2 separate regions of the Mus musculus genome follow, and region 1 is linked to region 2. The links are chromatin loops, found by intact Hi-C in ENCODE. Cell type or tissue: heart. All regions are shown on one strand.

Region 1 (8,000 bases), 49 kb before region 2:
GGATACCCCGCACAGGACAGACGCTCTGTCACTGAGAAACAGACACGGCTAACCTCCAACACTATGTACTCACAGAACAGCTCAGTTCCTTCCCAGACTCTGGATAATCTTATACTACTTAAAACCTCTGCTCTTGCTGGGAAGTCAGAGCTGGCTGGTCATCTGCCCTCCCTATCTGACCAGGTGCTGGCTCAGCGGGAACAAAGAGATCTCAAGGAATCACAACCACAGTTGTGAGGGATTCTGTTTGTCCTTTTCCAACTCCCTAACCATGCAAATAAGTGATGAGTGACTTCCTGAGCCAGGAAGGGTGACTAGGACATGCAGCCAGTGCCCTTCGTTTACTACAGAAGTGAACCAAACCACCTCGCTTCCATTGCCATACTTGGCTGAGTAGCATAATGAAGTCACTTTGTTCTTTACAGAAAATTCCCAAAGTTGCTTTCTGTATGCAAATGAAGTGGGCAGTAGGCATGAAGCAGCCTGCTTTAATCTTTCACACGGTGAAGAATAACAATGTAGCTCACATCAAGACTCAGTATCATCCAGTTAAGAGTCTCCAGCTCAGCCTCTCCTAGCATGTGACCAGACACGGGGACATCAAAACCCACATCTGACAAGTGTGACGTGGTCTTGAAATGGCTGAGAAACAGAATTATTCAAGGGGGGCTATCCAGGTTTCAGCCTATATTCTATTTGCTACAAAACCAGGTCTCTGGAGAGCATGCCTGGAAAGGGTCCTTCGGACGTCAATTCCAACAAACCGCATAGCTAGGCCTAAGGCAGGGAAGTCTGTCACTGTCTGACCCTCAGGGGAGGCACTTTCTCCTTCAACTCCAGCCAACCCACACCATCACACTTCAGGGAAATCCCAGGTAGACAGTAGGGAGAGATGCGATCCCAGCAGTCCTATAGAGCTCAAAGGCTTCCTGCATCTGTTTCAGCTCATGATGTAAAGACCAGGACCAAGAGATGGGAAGTGGAAGACGACACCTGAAGCTAAGCAAGAACTGAGCTGGTTGAAGCCTCTTAGAATCTGGGGCTTGAGATGGAAGATGGTCAGCTCTCGAGCAGTAACTCCACAGGTGTGCTGTGTACCACTATGATGCCATGTACCACTGTCCAGCGAGGCTCTGAGAATACAACATGGAAGGAGCCACAGTCTGTGTCACCTGCAGACCAGAGTCTAATGCAGGAGACAAACATACAGGCTTCCAAGTACAAAGCACACCATGCCTGGGGCTCTGGGAAACTCTCTCACTCAATCCCAGTACATACATTTTTGTGCATGTGCGTGTGTGTGTGTGTGTGTGTGTGTATTTATCTCATTGTCTGTGTTACCAGGGACTGAGCACATGGCCTTGCACATACTAAGCAAACACTCTAACACTAGGCTACATCTCCAAACCTTCCCTCTTTCTTATTTTAAGAGGAGATCCTTTGTTTGTTTGTTTGTTTGTTTGTTTTGTTTTTTTGAGACAGGGTTTCTCTGTGTAGCCCTGGCTGGCCTCGAACTCAGAAATCCGCCTGCCTCTGCCTCCCGAGTGCTGATTAAAGGCATGCACCACATTTCCCTTACTTACTACGTAGGTCTCAACAGGCCTTGGACTTTTAAAGCCTCCTGCCTCAGACTTCTGCATGACTGGGGCTGTAGGTGTGCACCAACTGTTTTCGCATTTTAACATCTGTGGAATCAAGAATACCCCTCACAACAACCGCATGTGGTCCTTTTTTTTTTTTTTTTTGGTGGTACATAAAACAATAAAACAATTAAGTCCTAGAATCCACTGGTCTTGCCATGTTCCCCACCATCCTGAAGCAGAATGATGGAATGGCCTTTCGAAGCACAATTGCAGGGCCAATTAGGTGGCAGCAGCTTAGAGGCCTGGGGTCCCCATTATGTGTCCACTATGTGGTACAATTTCTTCAATCAGTGGGATCCACGGGTGCAGAAGGGATGAAGGGGAAGATGATTCCCGTGACCATCACCCCGAGTATCCCACTGCAAAAACTTTAAGTTCTGCTGACCTAGAAGTTTTGGTTCTAGAGTGGGGAGCAACCCTGCCAGGAGTCACAACAAACATCTCACTGAACCGGGAGCTCAGACAAACCCCTGGCCAATCTGGCCTTCTGATGCCATTAAGCCAACACGCTAAGAAAGGAATAATGGGGTGACTGGTCCAGATTACCAAGGGGAAACCGGACTGCTTCTCCACAACGGAGGTAAGAAAGATTATGTCTGGAGTGCCAGAGAGCCTTCAGGGCACTTCTTGGTGCTACCACGTCCTATGATTAAAAGTCAATAGGAGACTACAACAGCCTAATCCAGGCAGGATGTCAAAGTGTACAGGCCCTTCAGGAATGAAGATATGAGTCACTCCTCCAGGACAAGAGCCAAGACTCTGAGGTGCTTACAGAGCATGGAGGGACTACAGTAGTAGAGGAAGGTAGTTATAAATACCAGCTAAGGCCATGCAGTTGCAGGAAGACGATTATAATTGGCTTGAGTATTTCTGTCACATTTTGTTAAGAATGTGTTTGGGCAGATATCTGTATTTCCCTTCCGGATTTATTACATAATGTAATAACACCAATTAAAAGAATATCAATGATTCTCATATTTAAATCCTGAGATACTAAAAGAATGTCTCTCAAGAAACATTGTCACCTATTCTAAAATGTATAATACATTTGTGGTTTGTACCTGGGATAGTTTTATCATGTCAGGCAACATTATGACCTGGTTATTGTTTTCATTTGGAAATTAAGCATGCTATAAGGAGATGTAATTCTGTGTACATTAACAAGGGGTCTAAAACCCAAGCGGATGCATACACCTGGGAGGGAGTTTTCCTAATTAAATCTTTTGAAATGGAAGACCCTCCTTGAATCTGGATCTCCTGAGGTAGAAGACACACCTTTAATCTGGGCTACACCTTCTGCTGACAGACTAAATGAAGGACGCAGAAAAGGAAGCTGCCACTCTGCCTGCTCGCCCTCATCCTCACTGGCAAATTTGTTCCTTCACTGGCATTAGAGCATACTTCTTTGGGAGTCCAGCAGGTAGTGAAGACCAGCAGAGACATCCAGCCTCATGGACTGAACAATTACTAAACTCTTGGACTTTCCATGGGTAGGCAGCCATTGTTGGACTAGCTGGACCACAACCTACAAACCACTCTAATAAATAAATCCCACAGACAGACAGACAGACATTCTATCAGCTCTGTTCCTCTAGACAACCCTGACTAATTCAGGGGTCTCATTAGATTCTCAGACAATCCAATGAACGTCATCTCTATTACTCCTGACTTAACAATGAGGAAAGAGGTGACAGGAGCTGGGTAACCTGGACAGTCTGTCACATCAACCAACGAGGTGAAGGGACTTGACTGAGCCGTGGTGCCACACCACCTGAGAGCAAGGGTTCTCCTGCAGCGTCCGTAACACAGGCAGCTTGCCAGTTGTGCAAAGCAGTAACTCACTCCACTAGAGAAGGGAAAGGGCCCTCCAGGGTCAGGCAGACAGGGCTGGGAAAGGCCAGCAGGAATTCACGTGGGGGTGGGGTGCCCAGCAAACACAAAGGAGCAGAGTGCAGAACAGTAGGGGGTGTGTATACAACTACAAACGGTTCATTATGGCTGGTCTGGCAGCAGCCAAGGAGTCAGTGCTATGAACTGAGAGTGCACAGGCAGGCGGGGCAGCCGCAAAGCCTCGGCAAAGCTGCCAACTCAGAGTCTGAAGCAGGAGGGAGGAGTGATCAGAAGGACATTTAGAAAGGCCACCTGGGCAGCCAGGGCACAGGACAGGGCAGAGCTGGGACAGCTGACAAGTGGCCAGGTACAAGAACAAAGAGGAGCAATGGTGGCCCAAGGTGTCAGGAGGGAGAGAATAATAGCCAATGCTCACTGCCAGCCTCTGGGGCCTTAGCACATGCTGGGCACTCTCTCAAATGCTTAGAAATGCCCAGTGCCCAGAATGACCCAAGAGGAAAGCGAAGCCAAGGCAGCTCTGTGATGTGGGGAGAGAGGAGGAGGGTTCATTCCTGTCTCCTAGCCTGACTCTTGGAGGAGAACAAGGCAGACGACCAGAGAGCAAAGATGAGGTCCTCTCCTCCGCCCACCCCCGGCCCCCATCCTGGTACCCCAAGCTGGGAGGATAATGGATAAAACAGAAGCAGAGGTTCTTCACCGGGGAAGTCCTAAAGGCCAGACCAGACTCCCAGCAGAGGCCACATGCCCAGTCAGCCTCCCTTCCTTGGCTCCTTTCCACCCCGCATCTTTATGCCTCAAGAATTATCCTTTTTTTTATTTTTTAAAGTTGATGTGTGTACATGTTCGTATGACTAGAGGATGTCAAATTTATAGATCACAGAAACTAGAGACTGGTTTTAAAAAACCATCATGTGGATCACTTGAAATTTTGAAAAAGAAGAAAGAGAAAAAAAAAAAAGGAAGAAATAAAAGTGTGACAATCTGTATATGCTTGGCCCAGGTAGTGACACTATTAGAAAAGTGTGGCCCTGTTGGAGTACGTGTGGTCTTGTTGGAGTAGGTGTGTCACAGTGGGTGTGGGCTTTAAGACCCTCATCCTAGCTTCCTACAAGCCAGTATTCTGCTAGCAACCTTCAGATAAAGATGTAGAACTCTCAGCTCCTCCTGTACCATGCCTGCCTGGATGCTGCCATGTTCCCACTTTGATGATAATGGACTGAACCTCTGAACCTGTAAACCAGCCCCAATTAAATGTTGTCCTTTATAAGAGTTGCCTTGGTCTCGGTGTCTGTTCACAGCAGTTAAACCCTAACTAAGACAAAAAGAAAACATGTTTCTGTCTTTGACAGTATTTTCAGTCAATCATTCCTCAGGCCTCCTCCAATTTACCAAGGAAAACCAGAACCCTTGAAACACTTAAGCCTACCAGGGAGTAACCCAGTCACAATAGTTCTGCAGGACTGACATTTTCTGCTTTACAATGTAAGTAGCTACAAAGAAAGAGCTCTAATGTCTCAGAGAGCTAGACAACAGGTGGACCTTATATTCTACAGTCTAATAGCAGCTTCTCATCTTTGGTGTAGCAAAAGGAAACGGTTTCCAAGATATGAATAAGGGACAAGATTACAGAAAACTCAGAAAGGCAGAAGGGCCAGATCCAGCCTGGACTTCGGTTATCTCCTTTCGACAGAAGGAGCTGCTCAGGCTGCAACCTTGGGCCAAGGTCAAGGTCAGGAAAAGATAAGCCACCCTACCTCCTGCCCGGGCTCTATTTAAACAACTGCTGGGCTTTCATCATGGGAAGTGGATGCTCACCTTTCTAATCCCCTTCACCTAAGTGCCAGGCAGGTTTTTAGGTCATTAAATGCTTTCTGTCATGCTTCGCCCTTCCTTCCATGAGCACTTAAATATGGAGGGTGGAATAAGCTGGCAATAATAAAAAGTCACTATTTTTTTTCCTACACAGATTTGTTTTAAAATTATATTTCTGGTATGTTTACGAAATCTATATTTATTACAAATTTACTAATCGAGCAAAGCATTTCAAAACTTCTGGACAGTTTTGAATTAAACTGTGGAGTCTAAAACTGGAGACCACTGCTACTCAAGCACTTAGTTAAAGATTAAATCTTTTCCGAAGACACCCCAGATGCTACATTCTCAGGAATCTGATATCAAAAAATGTCACACACAGTAACTCGATGGTATCTGCTTTTCTTTCAAATGATGTATCTCGAAGTTTATGCTAGCTGGTAAGCAAAGAAAAACCTTTTTGTTTAAATAAAAAGTTTCTTTAAGCCGGGTGTGGTGGCGCATGCCTTTAATCCAGAGGCAGGCCGGATTTCTGAGTTCGAGGCCAGCCTGGTCTACAGAGTGAGTTCCAGGACAGCCAGGGCTATACAGAGAAACCCTGTCTCGAAAAAACAAAACAAAACAAACAAACAAACAAACAAACAAACAAAAAGATTCCGTAAACAAATTAACAACTCCCAGCAACATGGGTGGGGTTCAGAGACCTCCTTGGTCTGAGAATGTAATGTTAGAATCCAGCTGCTGCCATCTGCAGCACCCCCTGCCCCCTCAGATGCTGAGAGGCACCCACTGAGAAACACCTGTGAGTCTCTGGCTAAGGGACTTCTCGGTCCCAGGGTTTCTTGCCTGGGGATGTGAGTTCACATCCAAGCAGGTATTAGTAGCCACACATCCAGCTTCCCACCGCACTCCCTGCCTTCTGTCTGGGTGTCAGAGAGCGGGGCTGCTGGCTTTCATCACACCATGTGGGCTCTGCCATCCTCTCTTCAGAGCTCCTGATGCTCCAGTGTTCAGAGCCCCTCCACGCTACGGACTACCTGTGTGTCCGCTCATGGCATTAATGATTCCCCTAGTAAACGCCACACCCTCAGCAATTTGCCTCTGTGTCCCCCTTAAGTCCCACCTCTGAGACCTCTCACACAGTTCTGTGACTTTGCTCAAGTGACTCCACCTGAGGAAACTCCCATTTCCTCGCCTGCATTTCCTACACAGGTAGATGTGGTCTTTAAAAATACCAAAGCGCTCAGTCACATGAAGCTCAGGTTCCACGTCACAGTCCAAAGGCTCCTCCTGTTCAATCCATTTCCCGACAATGACTAGAAAGTGCACCTATCAGAGGTAGACAAGATGTACCACACCACAAGGGGTGGAGCTATCTCGTAGGCATCTAGTAGGCAGTCCTCTAGAAGCCATCTAGTAACCACAGCCTTCCAATACAACTGCAGTTCTTACCTGAAACTCAAAAGAAAATAATAACCCAGCATCCACACTTGTTTTCCTTGAAAACCTTTTCTACCGTTGTGATGAAACACCATAACCAGCAGCAAGGGAGGGAAGAGTTTATTGGGTTTATGCTTCCAGGCATTGTTCTTCATCAATGTCAAGACAGGCACTTAAGGAGGGCAGGGACCTGGAGGCAGGTGCTGATGCAGAGGCCACAGAGGGTCACTGCTCACTGGCTTGCTCAGCCTGCTTTCTTATAGCACCCAGGACCAGCAGCCCAGGGATGACACCACCCACAATGGGCTGTGCCCTCCCCATCGATCACTAATTAAGGAAAATGTCCTACAGCTGGATCTTATGCAGGCATTTTCTCAATTGAGGCTCCCTCCTCTCAATGAGAATAGCTTCCATGAGGCTGACATAAAACACCAGTCTTATACAAACGGCACTGCATCAAAACAAGTAACAGGCTTCCCTGCCATCACCCACCCATCCATCACAATGCTTGCACGAGCCCTTTTTTTTTTTTTTTTTCAATATTCAGTCATGAATTAGAGACTCTTGGGACAAAGGTACTATTAGTTTCTGGATATACTCAAAGCCCAAAGATGAATCTTTATACTTCATTAACAAGCAGTAGTCACACTTTAGTTATTAGAACTACCTCATTTGTAAGTAATATATGATTATTATTTTCAAGACTAGAAAGTTACCTTGGTGGAATGGGTAAGCCACACCCACATGAAGGGTGTCACTAGTGGGTGATAGTGGCTGAGCTTGGCACAATGCCTGATATATAGCAACTGTGGCAACATGACCTATGAATAGGGAAGTATAAAAAAGAAAAAGAAAACCCACTGGAGAGGTGCCTGTAGTTCCTACTGAAACATAGCATTTAGTCAGCGCCAGCTATCCCCAAAGAGCCTGCACTTTCCGTAGGACAGCAAAAGGCTCTTGAATATGGTCCACAGAGAATGCTAAAGAAAACAGAACTGAGGTCCACTTTCCTTCCCGCCACATGTTATTGTCTCTCACAGGATCCCAGGATTACCCTCAGAGAAGTTAATATTTTCCCCACAGAGTTACTGCTGAGCCACTAACCACTGCTAATTAGCTTCACGAGGACACATTTTCAAATGGCTGGAGGCTTCTGCCTACCAGATGGCTGCTGGAGGATCACCACTCAGTGTGAGCACGGTTAGCGTAATTCAGATAACATTCTTTATCTAGGAACCCACACTTAAGTGTCTC
Region 2 (8,000 bases):
GTTTATTTTCAACTGTGTGTGTGTGTTCATGTGCTTGTGTGCACATGTGTATGTTGTGTGTGCACTTGCATGCTGGCCAGTAAGCATCTTATATGTGTTTATGTATGCATGTGTGTTGTATATGTGTGCACATGTATACGTGTATGTATAGATGTATATGTATGTTGCACATGTGTATATGTATACATATGTGTGTGTTAGCTCATGAGTCCCAAGGGTGTCTCTACCTCCCCGGTGTTTGAATTCCAAAGTGTCGGGCCAGTTCTTCGTTCCCTCATCATCCACAGTTCAGACACCAAAGAGGAGCAGAGCTGTTCCCACTCATCAGCAACATGACACGGGGCCAGATGTCAGTATCTGTGTAGTTCATGGCTCCTAGTTACAGTGACTTGGGCCACACAAGCAGACAGCTCAGACAGCAGTGCTGCTGCAGGTGGCTCTCAGCACCCCTGAAGATCACCAGCCAGCCACAATGCACTATGAGATCCCAGAGTGAACCTTATGAAGAAACAGTACCAATAACTGAGGCATAATGATGAAACTCTCAGACCTGCTTAGAGGTAACAGCATGCTTCGGACTTTTGTTTGTTTTTATGCTGATAGAACGATCAGTGATTTGGAGGCTTAATTAATTTGGTCCAATTTTTACAAAATTTAAAATACCATCATCATAAAACTACACCTAAACATGTGTCAAATATCTGCAGAGGCTGGCACAAGGCTCGGTATACAGGAAACGTTCTCTGGTAAATAAACATGGACAGAGAACATAGCCTAAGGATCCCTCTCAGCCAAGGCCAAAGAAGAGCTGGCCACACAGCTTGATAAAGCAAGTCCCTAGTCCTCCCATCCAGGTCACCAAGTCCCAGGCACTGTGGGGGAGGCACCTTGGGCCACACAAGCCGAGCAGTCCAGTCCTACAGAGCAGAACCTCGTCTACAAGGCAGAGGCATGGAGAGCCCAGAGCAGTGAAAATATTGAAACCAATAAACTGTAACAACTGAAAAGTTCAATGTTAAATAAGTTTGAAAAAACAACTAGTGATTTTCCGAGTCACTTTAAACTCAAGAAACCTCTTCCTGAGAGAGTAACAGACGCAAGCAGTACAGGCCTAAGAAACCTCCTGCAAGCTCTGGACAGTGGAGATTACAAACTGAGGAATAACACAATGTATAGCTCACCACCACACATACTTTAGAAAGCACTGACTTTTCTCAATGTTAAATCAAAAACCAAGTTCACAAAAACAACACATTCCACGTGAGCCTAATTCTGTTTAACTCTACCTATTCCCTCTAAAGAAAGTAAAACACGTTAACAGGCTGGCAAGATGGCTCCGAAGACTTCTCGCCACACAGGCCAGATGAGTTTGATACCTGGAATCCCGGCACTCCACCTCGGGATGGGAGATAGACACAGAAGACTCACCCAGAAGCTCCGGGGCCAGCTAGCTCTGAGTAAGTGGGCCAGGGGAAACGTGGAAGTGGAAGGTGATACCAAGTCCTGAGAGCGGCCCTCTGTGTTCTGTGGTGCACAAGCGTGCGCGCACACAGTAGTAACTTTAGTAAGTCTAGGAAATTGTCTGTGGATGGAGAATAATGCTTGATTTTGAAATCTCCTTACTTAACTACTTTTGTAGGTTATACAATAGAGACATAATCTTCTATACCAGGTTAAAAAATACAATGTAAATTCAGATCCCTACTTGAGCAGTAATATCAAAACAGACAAAATGGAAATGAACATGTGCCAATACTCACAGAGGGGTCAGAACACGAAATAGCTAACTTCATCTCACTTCTTCAGAGGGACTGAAGTTTGGGTTTGCTCTGTCATTGAGCCCAAGTCCACGACTCTGCTTTGGCTTTGGCTCTGGCTACTACTTGCCTCCTAGTCACTCAAAGCTGCCCTAAGTCCACAGTGATCAGTAGTCATCTACACACAGTCCAAGCTGCCATCATTTCTGATCAGAAAATAGTTATATAAACTATGCATATCGTGCATATTTATTGTTAACAAATATTAGCTTCAAATACATATAATCATTATGTATGCAATTCAGCATGCAAATCACCTCTGTGTCTGATACATTCACCAGCTACCAGTTAACCTACAAGTCCACTTGTCTCTACAAGAGTAAAATTCCATGGTAGCTAATGAAGACAGGGCTATGAATGGAAAACAAATGACTATCGAGAGAGGACTCACACAAACCACCTCAGCAAGGACCTTAGATCCTTTAAGACACGCTTATTTTCCTGTAAAATTACTGTCCCTAATATTCCCGTTTGTGAAACCATTTCATGTGCTAGCATTAAATGAACTTCGAGAACTGCCTCTGATTGTTGGTTTCAGTTGTCATAAAAACGGTCCTTCGTGAAAAAGCTGTTGGTGAATTCTTCTTATCTTGTGGGTTAAAAGCAAAATGGTAGCTCTGCCAGAACAATCTCTCAAAAGAAAAAAAAAAAAAAACCTCAAACACATGAGTAACAAAAACCATGTAAGCAATGTGAAGAAAGGGGAGGCATGGGGGGGGGGGGCACCCTAACATCCACAGTTCTCATTAACCCGGAAGTCAACAGTCCGGAAGTCAACAGTCAGAACTCCTCTGACATTCTATGAATCTTACATTGTATGGATCTGAGAAAGACAAACAACTGTTTGCAGGAATAATGAGAGGGTCTCCGGTGATCTGCCTGGGTGTGGCTTTAACACCATCCTAACACCAGGTGAAGACTGGACCCCTGCAGGGTTGAGTCCCTCTTTTAACAGACTTATACAAGCTTTTCCCATAGTCCACTCTTCTTACACCTCTTAGCTCACGTGAGCTAGCTCAGATATGAGCCCGCTAAGTCTACAGGAAAGATGCTTGGGGCCCATCTCCTCAGAATTAGTTTTGAGAACGTGCCCAGTGCTAAACCAACAACTTTGGTCTTTTTGGTGCCTTTTAGTAAACAGCAAGGCAAACTGATGAATTCATTTTCAAATGAGCAAAGAGTGCTCAAACACTAGGCTTTCAGACGTTGACCCTACCCCACCAGAGACATAAATGTCCGCTCGTGAGAAAGCCCAAGGCACTGCCTGACACCTAGCCCACTAAAATGTAATCATTCATAACCAACCAGCTGCAGGAGATGAGAATCAGAGGTGCCCCAACTCTCTAGAAGGTAACTGGGAAGATAGCTACTTGGGACACTTGTGAATTTATCCAGAAACTTTGTAAGCAACCACAACTACCTGGAAAATGGAAACGGATGCCTTCACAATGGGAACAAGTGTGACATCCAGGGGCATTCAAGTGGCAGTCAGCCCACCCAGGCCAGAGGTTTCCCCAGGAAGTGTTATTTCTGCAAACAGACAGTTTGCATAAAAGGCTGCCTGACAACAGCAGCGCCATCCACAGAGCACTTGGAGTGTCATAGCTCTGTGCACACAGAGACCGGGAGGCATAAACACCTTCCTCTCGGTAAGTAAGCACAGGTTGGCTCCTGAATGTCAGGTGCAATGGGGTTTGTTTTAGGGTGTGTGTTTTCCCCTGCATGCCTCTCTGTGTACCTCATCCACGCCTGGTGCCTGCAGAGGGCAGAAGAGAGGGGCAGATTCCACACAGAACCAGAGTTACAGACAGTTGTGAGTAGTCTGTGCATGCTGGGAATCAAACTTAGGTCTTGAGTCAGTGCTATTAACCCGCCAGCCATCTCTCCAGCCCCAGTGTTTGGCTTTTAATTAGCCCTATCATCAGACCCTGCCTACTCTTTCTCTACTCTCTGAAACTGAAAAGCCTAGCACATGGCCAATGTTTGCTGAAGGAGTGAGCCCGTGTTACACAAACACTGTTCCTCTCTGCAAGTTGTATTTTTGCTCCGAGAAGCCTGAAAAAAAAAAAAAAAAAAAAAAAAGAATGTATCCTTCAGCCTGAGCAACACACTTATGTTCTATATATGAACACACACCGACACACACACACACACACACACACACACACACACACACACACCTTAGATGGGTCCAGGCTGAGGCAAGCCTGCCCAGTGGCTCCACTGTACCAGAGCTGCAGCTGGCTATAGCTCCTAGCCACCCTCAGCTCCATTTCCATGTTTCAAAGGTCTTGCAAAGCACCATGAGCAGAAGTAAATGTCTGTGCCATGTAAGCAGGGACCCCTATCTTTCTCATCCAATGAATGTCTGGGAACTATGACAGCATCACCTATAAACTTAAGACACAACCAACCATCCAACTCCGCCTCACTAAATCAGAACCCCTGATGGTATAGCCCACACACTTACTTTACATTTAATTTTCACTGACACACGAGAACTTTGAAAACATCCCTATGTGTGGAATACCATGTGACAATACACACATAGGTTGTACAGAGTTTCCGTTGGGTCACACTTATTTTATCGCCCCCTCAGACAGCATTTCTTTATGGTGCAAACATCAACGCCTCTCCCTTTGGCTTTCTGAAATACGCAGCCCATCACTGTTACCTATAGTTACCTTCTGTGCATCAGCACACTGGATCCTCACATGCTGGGAGCCATTACGCACTCCGAGGTGGACTTTTAAAGTGAGTTCACAATGCACCTCCTTCTCTCCCAGCTTATTTCACTGACAATAACATCTTCTGGTTCCACCCATGCTACCATACAAGGCATGGTTTCACTCTTTGTACGACTAGACAGGATTCCCATGTGTGTATGCAGACAGGATTCCCCTGTGTATATGTAGCACATTCTCTTCCTCCACGTATCGGTTGACAGACAGACACCTGGGGTGTTCCCATTTCTTGGCTATTGTGACTAACGCAGCAATAATCACGGGAATGCAGATGTTTCTTCAACACGCAGATTTCGTTTCCTCTGCATTTACACACAGTTGTACAACTGCCGGATGATACTGTTGTCCCGTGTAAAATTTTCTTAGTACAAATGTTCAACATCACTCATCATCAGGGAAATGCAAATCAAAGGCACCGGAGAGACGGAGAAATGCCACCTCACTCCAGCAAGAAGAGCTCTATCATCAAAGACACAGGAGACCCAAGTGCGGGCGTGGACATGGGGGAAGGGGATCCTAGCATACTGTGGGCGGAAATGTAAATTAACACAGCCATTATGGAAAACCACTGTTTTAACAAGGGCTGCAGGGGACTCTCATACAAACCCAGCTGCCTAACATGAGCCAGCCTCAGTGTGGCTGGTAACACCTGTGACATGAAACAAGGGACTTTATATCAGCAGGTGGAGCAGATATCATCCATGTGCAGTTTATGCCACAACTGTTCTGTGGGGCTCTCCCTCCTCTCTCTTCCCTCCCCCTGCCCTCTCCCTCTCTCTCTGGGTCACTGCTGTGGCAGTCTTATCCAAACTCTAACACAGCTGTCTTCTGACTCTGATTCACATGCTGTAAATATCTGTCAGTCCGTCTCGCCCACTAAGTATGCCCCTGCTCTCCGTATCTCTCCAGGACTTACTACAGCTCCTGATTCATAGCACTGACCTATGGCACTCAATAAATAAGAAACTTATCCTCTGCCACCATCTTTACTAACAAATGGTAATTCTCACCATCTTAAGTAATAGCAAACTCGTCAGGCAGGATACAATCACTAACTTTGACACAGACAACACTTGCCAAATCTACACAGTCCAGGATGGTGTCTCTGGTCAGAGGCAAGCCTACTTGAGCTCAAGATCCAAGGTTCGTGGTTTGTATCACAGTCTATCTTTCCTGATATAATAACAGCAAGACACAGAACAGTCCCCCTTCCTTTTCCACGCCTGGCCGGCCACACACTGCTTACACTGCTTATACTATGAAGTTGAGGCAGGTATTTGCTTGCTGGCCGGGGCCACCCGTCTAACCAGGGCAAACTGACCTGGTGCCGCCTTTCTCCTTCATTTTATAAGCTAACTCCCCTGCCAAGCATTTACCAAATCTGGAGTTATAGACAAAACAAGAAATAGAACTCTAATATGCTCATCATTCTCTAGAGGTTCACACTTTTGACAAATACAAAAAAGGGGAAAAGACTCCAAGAGCAGATTTCTGGCGCTGTCCCAGGCTGTTTTTTTCTTTGTTGAAAGGGTCTGTAACATCTTTTAGCTCTGATATTCCAAGTAGGACTTTAAAAACAAAAACCTGGACTCACATATCTCCTACCCAATGTCATACTCTTAAAAATAAGTGAATAAAAACAGAAATAATAAAACTCACACACTACTTTACAGTTCTAAGTGGTAAAACTCAGCATCTATGTCAAACAGCTTTGTGGAGCTTGTGATTTCTCCTCTATTGTATGTTTCTTGTATCTTATAAAGAAACTGAGTCTTCAGAAATGAATCCTCCCCCAATGAATATCAAAAATCTTAGCACACAGCTCAACAATTTTGATGACTATATCACCATCTCCACTTGCTAAAGCCCAAGGCCGCGATGCCAAATTATTATGCAGCTTGAGAGTATTGTCTAAGAACAAAAGACGACAGAACTAGCTGGCATTACCCAGGGACTGCAATGCCAGTCCCCAGGATTGTCATTTTCTACTAAGGAGCCCTTGACTATCTCCAGAGGTACCAAGTGTCCCTTCCCTTCGCCCGTCCTCCACTCACACACCAAAAATCTCTGTCACTTCTATTCTGGGGATGCAGCTAATACGAACAGCTGTGTCAGACTTAGTATTTAAAAAGGCACGCTAGCACTCGGCTGTGAAGCAGCCTGGGGATTAAACTTAAATTCCAAAGCCTGAAAAGTTATCACGTGATAAAAACACTCTGGCCCCAAATCAATATACATTCAAGAAAAACTGGAAATACCAACGACAGCGTGTAAGACAACAAAGGCCTTTCCAAATAGTAATTGATTTCTCACTAGCTACACTTTTTTAATGCCTTACTCCATAAGATAATTTTGACAACAATTAGTAAGTATGAATACCTCGATCTACAAAATGAATAAAAATAACAATAGCATGAAATGTCAGCCCTTCATTTTTAGCAGGATACTAACTTTCAAGATGAAATCCAACATGCGACCATTTCAGCCAAATGCAATTTAACTGGAAACTTCCCGGGGTCAACCCAGGGTTCAACTTATGAAACAGTGAAGTATGAGGGCTGCCCCCCAATACTGCTACGAGTCACAGAGGTGCTTCCAGCCCCACTTTAGCTTTAATCCACTCTGTCAAAGTTCCTAAGCCTCGGAATACAGTTAGCACCCTTCAGAGTGGACTCCCAATATAATAAACTCATAATTCCAAGTAGCCATTTAGCTAAACCTAATCTAGAGACATTACTGGGACTTAAAATGGGGAAACATAAAAATTATTATCCAAAATTTAAAAATCATGCTTCCATTGGAAAACCAAATTCCCAGCTTCCCTTTGAAAAGGCAGCTTTGGCACCAAGCCAACATTCCTTTGCGGCAACCATTAGCAGAGGTGGGGAGGGGTGCCCTTTCCCAGCTGCACATGAAGCAGATGCACGGGCAGCTCCACTCCTCGCCTGCCCTCTGGGCACTTGAAGTAGGAGGAGAGAGTGGGATGAGCCATTACATCTAACCCCTTGACCTGGTCATCTCACAGGGACACCAACCACCAACCATGACCCCCAGAGTCTGCTCAACTTCTGATGTCAAGCAATCTTCTATCCCTGGTTAACATCTAGAATGTCATTGTAGGTAATTAAGTTAGATGTGTTCTACTTAATCACTACTGATCGATCACCAGCAGATTGTAGTTCAAGACACGGAGAGTTGGTCAGGGTGTGTGTTAAATCTGGTGGGCAGCTGTCAATGGCTAAACAGAACTTTCCTCGTGCCCCAAGGATACCAGTTAGTCTGTTCCTTTGGGGTGACCTGAAAGCATCTTCCAAAACCTCACCCCCTGCTGGCCACGCTAGGCTTGCTCTGGACAGGATGGGGTGGTAGAAACAAGAATTACATTACTCCAAAGGAGTCCTTCTGGAGGGTCTTGCTTTATATAGGCAAGGGACACTAC

What was found. Hi-C counts contacts between places; a loop is a spot of excess contacts. Peaks named below come from ENCODE experiments on the same cell type or tissue, not always from the same donor. Only the 100,000 strongest peaks of a DNase experiment are listed, where the experiment ranks them.
Region 1: a loop joins it to region 2, with 2.9 times the contacts of the local background. A loop is called at or near these places in 3 of 42 quality-filtered maps.

The regions. Positions count from the first base shown.
Region 1 is chr12:24,889,895-24,897,894 of GRCm38, reverse strand. All of the region lies in intron 3 of Mboat2 (membrane bound O-acyltransferase domain containing 2), which reads right to left. Among named protein-coding and RNA genes, the nearest start is that of Mboat2, 62 kb to the right of the region's middle. In heart, no CTCF peak of the experiment used is centred here; DNase peaks (open chromatin) are centred at 2,374, 3,694 and 3,844; H3K27ac peaks cover 2,947 bases.
Region 2 is chr12:24,841,191-24,849,190 of GRCm38, reverse strand. All of the region lies in intron 1 of Mboat2 (membrane bound O-acyltransferase domain containing 2), which reads right to left. Among named protein-coding and RNA genes, the nearest start is that of Mboat2, 14 kb to the right of the region's middle. In heart, CTCF peaks have their summits at 3,580 (motif pointing right) and 7,882 (motif pointing left); no DNase peak of the experiment used is centred here; H3K4me3 peaks cover 332 bases; H3K27ac peaks cover 2,171 bases.